Linked DNA regions of Homo sapiens: region 1 is linked to region 2. The links are chromatin contacts, found by Hi-C or POLR2A ChIA-PET in ENCODE. All regions are on one chromosome and are shown on one strand. Each heading gives the region's core, a stretch centred on a gene start or an enhancer-like site at or near the end of the contact. The rest is flanking DNA. Distances are from core to core; before and after follow the strand shown.

Region 1 (3,813 bases), core at 788-3,287, 110 kb after region 2:
CTAGGATCAGCCATGTCTCCAAGGAGCTCTGTTTCCTTTTATTGGAAAATGGTATTTAGAAACCAAGATCTGGGCACTAGGTGTGCTTGTTGCTACTGGGATGTCATTGCCTCTGGGCTTTCTCTGTAGACAGAACTAGAAAATGTATGTATGTGTATTAATCCAAGCACATACATCTTTTTAAAATTTTTCTATATGTATTTATCTGTATATACATTAAAAACCATGAGTTCATACTGATTCTTTCAAGTCTGGTCCAACTCCACAAGGTTCATTCCAGCCTTCCCCCTTCTTTATTTGTCACATCTTTCTTTAGCTCTTATTATCTATGGTTTATTCACTTATTTGTCTAATGCTAGTGTACACATAAAGAACTTTCAGATTTCTTTCTTTTTTTTTCTTTTTTTGACATGGAGTCTTGCTGTGTCACCTAGGCTGGAGTGCAGTGGCACAATCTCAGCTCACTGCAACCTCCGCCTCCTGGGTACAAGCAATTCTTCTGTCTCAGCCACCCGAGTAGCTGGGACTACAGGCGCACACCACCACACCTGGCTAATTTTTGTATTTTTAATAGAGACAGGGTTTCACCATATTGGTCAGGCCGGTCTTGAACTCCTGAACTCAGGTGATCCACCCGCGTTGGCCTCCCAAAGTGCTGGGATTACAGGCATGAGTCACCATGCCCGGCCCCGAACTTTTAGAATTTTTAACTCACATTCATATGAGAAACATATTTAATAACTGGAAAACAGTATTTGTCTATAGTTTTTATTTTTGACTTTGACCAGTATCCAGTCAAAGTACCATTTTACAAAGTTACTGAAGTTAGTGCTTTCATTCCCTATCCCCGTCAGTGTGGTTATGTTAGTAATTGATTATACAGTTAGGTTAATTTGTTATTGCTTGTCTCCCACTTTTGGTCCCCTGCCCCCATATTCTGGTTGATTTCGATTATTTATTTAATTTTGGGTATGTAAAATATCGCCATGGTTCTAAGCGTTAAAGCTATACACACAGATAATCCTCAGAGAAGTGCTGTTCCTCCCTCATCTCCAGTTTCATTCCTTGATCCTATCCACCCTTTTCTCACCTCCACCTCCCATAGTAACTAACCAATCTCCTTAATTTCTGGTGTATCCTTCCTGTGTTGGGAAGAATTCTTTTACTTAGGTCACGGTGGAGATTCTGCCTTATGAAGGCATGAGGAAGGGACTGGGGCAGAGAAGGGAGAGTCAAGCCTCGGAAGGTAAGAAGCAGGAGAGGGAGGAGTCATCCAGGACGGAAGCAGGCTGGGTCAGCCCAGGACTGCATGGGCCTAGAATATTCCAGAACACCAGGAAAGCAGTGTGGAGAGCCAGCCAGAACCTGGAGGCCCCCTCCATATGAGATGCAGGCCCTCTAACTCCTCCTTTCATTACTATTTAGAAACCCCCAAGAGGCTCTCCTCCCTGCCCCATCGTGGGCTGCCTTGGGAAGCTGGACCCAGGCAGACCCTACACCTCCTCTGACCAGCCCTGCACCAGAGGGAAGATGAGCCCTCCACATCATGGCATCCTGTCAACATGGGAAGAAAAAGTGGAAGCAGGACTGGCTCTCTCTGTGCCCTCTGGGGTCCCACCAACCCACCCCGACTCCAGGCCTTTCTGCCCCATGCAGGGTCCCCAGCAAGGACTATGAGTCCTCTTTGCTGGCTCAGAAGAGGAACTTGGAGATGGGGGAAGGCCCTGTTGTTGGATATTTCAACACCACCTCACCACTGGCAGGGGAATTGGTGGCGGGGGCGGGGGGGCGGGGGGCGGCATTCCCGGCAGCAGCTGGAATTTTACAATGGGAGCTCCTCTCAACAAGATAGGGAGGGGGCTTGGGAGGGTGATGCCAGGGAAGCCAGGCCCTGCTTGCCCAGCTTTTGAAAAAAGGCGTCATGCTGGGAGAGCGGGTGCCACTGTCTTCCCCCCTCACCTCTGCCCCAAAGCCGTGAGGTTCTGCTGACAAGTCATAAGAAACAGCTGATGACTGACTCAGACGGAAATGAGCGTGTCAAAGGGGTGGGTGGTGAGCCCGGTGTGCTGGGTTAACCCCCAGGGCAGCTCAGCTGAGGGTCCCCTGGCTGGGTTCCCTCTCCCCATCTCTCAGGCTCCCAGGGGCTAGTGGCTCAGGCAAGTCCTGCCTCTGAGAAGAACTTGGGGCGAGCTCGAGAAAGCCTTGGAATGCCGGGGAGGCTGGCACACCAGAATTCCACCAGTGCCTGAGGATATCCTGCCCTTCCGTGGAGAAGGCTTTGATGTGTCCCTTGAGCAGGGTGGGGTTGGGGGGAAGGGGCACACCGAGGCCAGGAGATGGGAAAGTCACAGGCGGCCCCAGAATGAGAAAGAGAAGCCATGGGCAGTCAGGCATTGGGTGCGGTGTGCTAGCAGCAGTCCTATGGCACTGTGTTCTGCCCCCTTAAGGACAGGAGTGTGCAGAAGTGGTGTTGGCTGAGAACATTCATTTGCATCTTGTGTTTGCATCCATTACAGTGTGGGACACGTAATGAGTGAGCAGGATGACTCACTCCTGCTTCATGGCATAACCAGCTTGGCCATCGCAGCAGGGGCTGGGCAGAGGGGTCTTAAAACCCAGATCACACGGTTCAGGACATGCTCCAGGCTAGAGACGCCTGGGCCCCGTGAGCCACCACGGTCATCACCGGTGGAGTCCGAGAGAGTGTTGCTCGGTATCCCCTCTGGCACACACTCCTGTGAGCCTTGGCCTTTTCTCTGGAGGATGCAGGGCTGTGCGGGGCAGCTGGTGTAGATAGATGTGGTGGGGCTCACAATCCCCAGCAACTGAGAGTCTAGATTTTCTTTTTTTTTTTTTTTTGAGACAGAGTCTTGCTCTGTCACCCAGGCTGGCATGATCTTGGCTCACCGCAACCTCCACCTCCCGGGTTCAAGCCATTCTCATGCCTCAGCCTCCCGAGTAGCTGTGATTACAGGTGTGCACCACCACACCCAGCTAATTTTTTGTATTTTTAGTAGAGACAGGGTTTCCCCATGTTGGCCAGGCTGGTCTCAAACTCCTGACCTCAGGTGATCCACCCGCCTCAGCCTCCCAAATTGCTGGGATTACAGACATGCCTAGCCTACCTCTTAAAGCAAAATCAAGTCTTCACTTGTTGAAGTAGAAACATGAATTGGTTTTAATTTTCTTCCAGTAACTGCCTCCGACTGTGCTGAGGGGCAATGTATTCTAGTGGTTGAAACCCCAGACCCCCTGGGTTTATACCCTGGCTTTGCCATCTCCTAGCTGTGTGACTTTAGGCAAGCTGTTTAACCTCTCTGTGCCACCAATTTCCCATCTTTAACCTGCCCCATCCAGCTTCCTACAAAATTGGTCCAGCCTTCAGCCTCCTTCTGATAGGTTTCCCTCATGCTGCTGGCAGCCCTCTAGAAAAGTAACAACAAACCGGCTCAGGCCCCACGTTTGTTCCACCCCTCACCCCAATCTGGAGCTGCTGACTTGTCCAACAGTGGGTCTGCAAGATGCCCCCTCTGCCCCTTGTCTCAGCCCTGCCATGGCTCACAGGCAGCACCGGAGCAGGCGAGCGAGTTTGCCGGCTGAGTAGATAGTGACCCGAGGAACAAAGGGCAGCATCCTCAGCTTTGGGCATCCCAGTCTGTGTCAGGACTTCTCTGAAAGCCCTCTGCCCTCAGCTTTGCGGAGAGAAGGAAGGATCTTCCAGATGGGCTGACAACCCTTTTTCTCTTCCCAATCTTATGACAGGGATTGGCGGGTCACTGTGCTGGTTCTGGACTGACACCTCCCAGCAAGCCC
Region 2 (4,005 bases), core at 526-3,025:
CACACCAGGCTGTCGTCGCGGTCGCGCACGCAGCGGGCCGCGTGGCCGTTGCACTTGCACCGGCCGCCCACCTGCAGGTCGGACACCGCGTAGAAGTACGAGTCGCGCGCCAGCTCCGAGTCGTCCTCGTTCTCGTCGCCGAACGTGTGCAGGCGGCTGAAGGCCACGCGGATGTCTGTGGCCGTGACCCAGTCCTGCAGCACGGGCGAGTTGTCGAAGTCGTGCGCCGAGGGCCGCCCGTCCAGCGTGCTGAAGGCGATGAGGCCGCCCGAGAGCGGGCGCATGTCGGTGTGCGAGTCGGTGCACACGGCCTCCTGCTCGTTCTGCTTGGTGATGGGCGCGCGGTGCGGCCGGTTGTACATCTTGCGGCACTGCGTGGAGTAGAACTGGAAGGGCACCCACGTGCGCCCGTAGTCCATGGACTTGTAGATGGCCATGGACTCGGGCCGCGGCGAGCAGAACTGCAGGCTCACGTAGGTCACTTCGAACTTCTTGCCGAGGGACAGTGTGAGCGTGACGTTGTGCGGGAACTGCAGGTAGTTCTCGGACTGCCAGCACGTCAGGTTGTGCGGGTTGTTGAGGTCGGTGAGGAAGGCGGGCGGGTGCGCCTTCTTGGGGTCGGACGCGTTGCAGAGGTGGCACGAGCGCAGCCGCTCCTCGCCGCGCTCGCTCACCACGCAGTAGCGCGCCGGGGGCCGGCCGCAGGTGCTGGACACGCGCACGTCCTTGCCGAAGGCCGCATTGACAAAGTCCGGGATGCAGCGGCGCGGGTGGCCGTTCTCGTCCGAGCAGGGATCGGGCTGCGCCGCCTGGCCCGCGAACATGCTGAGCCCGGGCCCGCCGCGCACCGCGCCCACCAGGCACGCCACCGCCGCCAGCGCCGCCAGCGCCTCCCACACTGCGCGCATCATGCTGCGTCCAGCTTGCCCCGGCCCTGCCGCGCCGAGGATCTGTCCGCCTGCCGCAGAAGGCGCCTGCGGAGAGAAGGGAGCTGCGCTCAGCCAGCCCGCCCCGCGCCCTCCAGCTCTCGGCGGGGTGGCGAGCGGAGATGCGGGAGAACGCCCGGCTTCCTGGGCACCCACCCCGCAGCCGACTGCCCGCCTCTCTCCCCCAAAGTCCCGCGGGCGGCGAAGCCGGGGCCCTCCAAGTCCGCACCGCTCGCGCCCCTTCTTCCCCGCCCGGCGGGAGAACGCTCTGCTTCCCCGCCACCGCCGCCCCCACGCCGCCCGAGGGGCATGCCTGAGCCGGTCTCCCCGTCCGCGACCAGCCCCCCTCGCACCCCAAGTTTCGGGCGCAGGAGAGCTGGGGGACCCCGACTCTGCACGGCCCGCGCCCCTTCGTCTCGCAGCCCGGGGTCCCTCTCAGATGCCCCCCGATCGCGTCCCCGCCGGAAAGTCCGCGTTCGGGACTTTACCTCTGGAGGGGGCAAAAGAGAAAGAAAAGTTTGCCTGGCCCCTCCGGGGAGCCCGCGCGCCGGTCGCCGGAGAGCCTCTCGCTCGCTGCTAGCAGGCGCGTCCCGCCTCAGCGCGGGCTTGCCAGCTCCATGCCCGGCGCGGCCGCCGCTGCCCCAGCCCCAGCCCCGGTCCCGGCCCCGCCGCCGCCTCTCTCGCCCGAGTGACTACGCGGCCGCCCGGCTCCCGCCGCTCCCGCCGAGCTCGGAGTGCTGCCCTGCCCGCGCCCGGGGCGCACACACACTCACGCTGGCCGGCGCGCACTCACACACACGCGCGCTCGCCCCCGAAGGCTCCGCCGCCGCCGCCACTCGCGCTGGGAGTGAGGGGCGGAGGGGAGCGCGGGGGCGGGGGGCGGGGCCGCCGGGCGGGGCGCCGGCCAATAACGTCCGCGAGCTGCCGCCAGCTCCGAGCAAAGTTTTCACCCCGGGAAAGAAGAAAGTTAAAGGGAACCGGCCCGGACGCCCGAGAGGGAGAGCACAGGCGGGTGGGAACCCGGGAGCCCGAGAAAGAACAGCAGAGACAAAGAGAAAGCGAGGAGAGCACCCGGGGAAACCCCGGAGAGGGGGCTGGGCCGGGCCAGGCGCGCACCCCGTGGGGGAGGAGGGGCCGCCGGGGACTGTCAGCCTCGCCCGCGCCCCGCGCCGCCCGGAGAGCCTCACGCCCGGGGGAGCGCGCGGGCGGGGGAAGGGGGCCACTTTCTCCCTCCCGGTCCCAGCCAAACACATCTGTGTTTGTTTTCTTTGCTGCGCGGAGGTCGGGCCTTCCTCTAACCCAGCCTGATGGCCCCCGGTGGCACCGCGCACAGGGCTGTGCCCCTGTGGGCACGCAGCCCGGGAGCGTGAGGAAGAGGAGGAGGATGTGACCTCTGCCTGCTCTCCATTTTTGCCCGAAGCCCCCGGGGTCCGGCGAGGAGGGGCTGCTCGCCCGCACTCCCACGGATATCACCGTGCGTGAGCCTGTCTGTCGGGAACGCGGCTTCGTTCTAGCCAAGGGAGCAGTGGTGGGCAGGAGGCTGAAGGGGTAGGAAGCTGGCAGCACCTGGACGCTGGCCACCGCCCCTCCAAGACGGGCCTGCCTGGTCTCAGGCATGGGGACAGCCCAGCCCTCCCCAGATCCCCTGAGGCAGGCGTATCGGTACTTCCTCAACCGCATTTTTAAGGGTGCAAAGCCCTGTAATAGCTCATGGGACCTCCACAGCAGCTTTGCTGTTGTATTAACTCCATTTTGCAGATGAGGAAACTGAGGGTCCCGGGAGCTGAAGAAACTCGCACAAGATCAACCCCCAAGTAAACATCAAAAACAGGAAGAGAAGCCTGGGCTCCTTCCACTGCAGGGCATTCGTCAAATGCATAACCTTGCCGAATGATGGTGTCATGGGGCATCTGCGGGGCCACCCAGCCCCTCCTTGCCTCATTCTCCATCGCCCCAATAAAAAGACTGAGGACAGTGACAGCATCCTTTGGTCATCTTGCAACAGCAGCCAGAGAGCTCTGGGAAAGGAATACACTGGGCCGAGAGTTTGGAACGGAATCTCTGCTCGTTTATTTGTTACTTGTAGATGTGTGGTCCAGTAATAGACCCGGATGAAAAGCCCCAGGTCCTGGTTCCGGCCCAAGGGCTGCCTTGCTGCATTAGCTCCATTAAGTGCCTCAGTTTGTCTTATTGGCATTTTCATAAACCCTGAGAATCTAAGAAGGGGCCTCGGGGCTCGTCTGGCCCAGCTCCGTCTCCTTGGAAGAAGGCCTTCCCCAGCCTCCCAGAGAGACGGCCACCCAAGCCAGCTCTTCCAGGGATGGGAGCTCACCACAGCTCAAGAAAATAAATCCATTCCATTGCAGGACAGCCTGGATTCATCTTCTTACCCCGGGGTAGCAATTTAGCTGTGCCTTCTTGTGCCGTTTACCACACTCTGCACTGTTTATTTATGCCTTACCTCACCTTGTGGCAGAAAGGATTTCAGGTAACTTACAAGGGTACATAAAATATGACACAATAACAAATTAAAAGTGAGGTCAAAGGAAATAAATGAAATGGTTAACCATGGTGACCTGTGAAATCGCAATGGTATACTGAAAGGCAGCATAGCTCTTAGGAGGAAACGCTTCGGAGCCAGGGTACCTGGGTTCAAATTCTGCCTCTGCTGTGTGACTATGGAAAGTCTATGCCTTGGTTTCCTCCATCTGTACAAGGGAGATAATACTTTCTACCCCACTGGGTTGTGAGCATCACGTGAGTTGACACATTTGAATATTATAGCTGATGGGATATAGACATACATATTGCAGGTCTGTAACACATATAAATAGGCTTTCTCATGTATGCAAATGTAAATATGCATAAAACCAGGCACATAGTACATGCATATAGAAATGTTAGCTGTTAGTATGAGGTCGCTTGATCTATACAGAAATTTTAAATCATTTAGAGAACACTTAATTACAGGGAAAGATGTTCATGACATATTATAATATGAAAAAAGCAAATTAAAAACACACAGTATAATGTCATTTTAATTTTTTAAAAAGTATGCATAAAAAGACAACACAGTTAA

What was found. Hi-C counts contacts between places; a loop is a spot of excess contacts on that map. ChIA-PET counts read pairs that join two places held with the same protein, here RNA polymerase II (POLR2A). Pooled maps may share reads with other maps.
Region 1: a pooled map shows a loop between it and region 2 (2.6-fold over the local background). The contact joins the enhancer-like site here to the promoter of NTN1 in region 2. A Hi-C loop is called at or near these places in 2 of 50 pooled maps. POLR2A ChIA-PET finds 5 or more read pairs at or near these places in 2 of 52 experiments (HEK293 and activated B cell).

Annotation. Positions count from the first base shown.
Region 1 is chr17:8,914,460-8,918,272 of GRCh38, reverse strand. All of the region lies in intron 1 of PIK3R5 (phosphoinositide-3-kinase regulatory subunit 5), which reads left to right. Among named protein-coding and RNA genes, the nearest start is that of PIK3R6, 49 kb to the right of the region's middle. RefSeq lists silencers at 1,880-1,949, 2,380-2,429. Within about 2 kb of position 2,037, at least 10 of the 41 ENCODE cell types and tissues checked have a DNase peak (open chromatin) inside an H3K27ac peak, as active enhancers do.
Region 2 is chr17:9,019,280-9,023,284 of GRCh38, reverse strand. NTN1 (netrin 1) reads right to left here and starts at 1,775. Exons shown (of 7, transcript NM_004822.3): 1 at 1,700-1,775; 2 at 1-974. The coding sequence starts at 911. RefSeq lists silencers at 1,524-2,313, 2,364-2,413 and an enhancer at 1,834-2,377.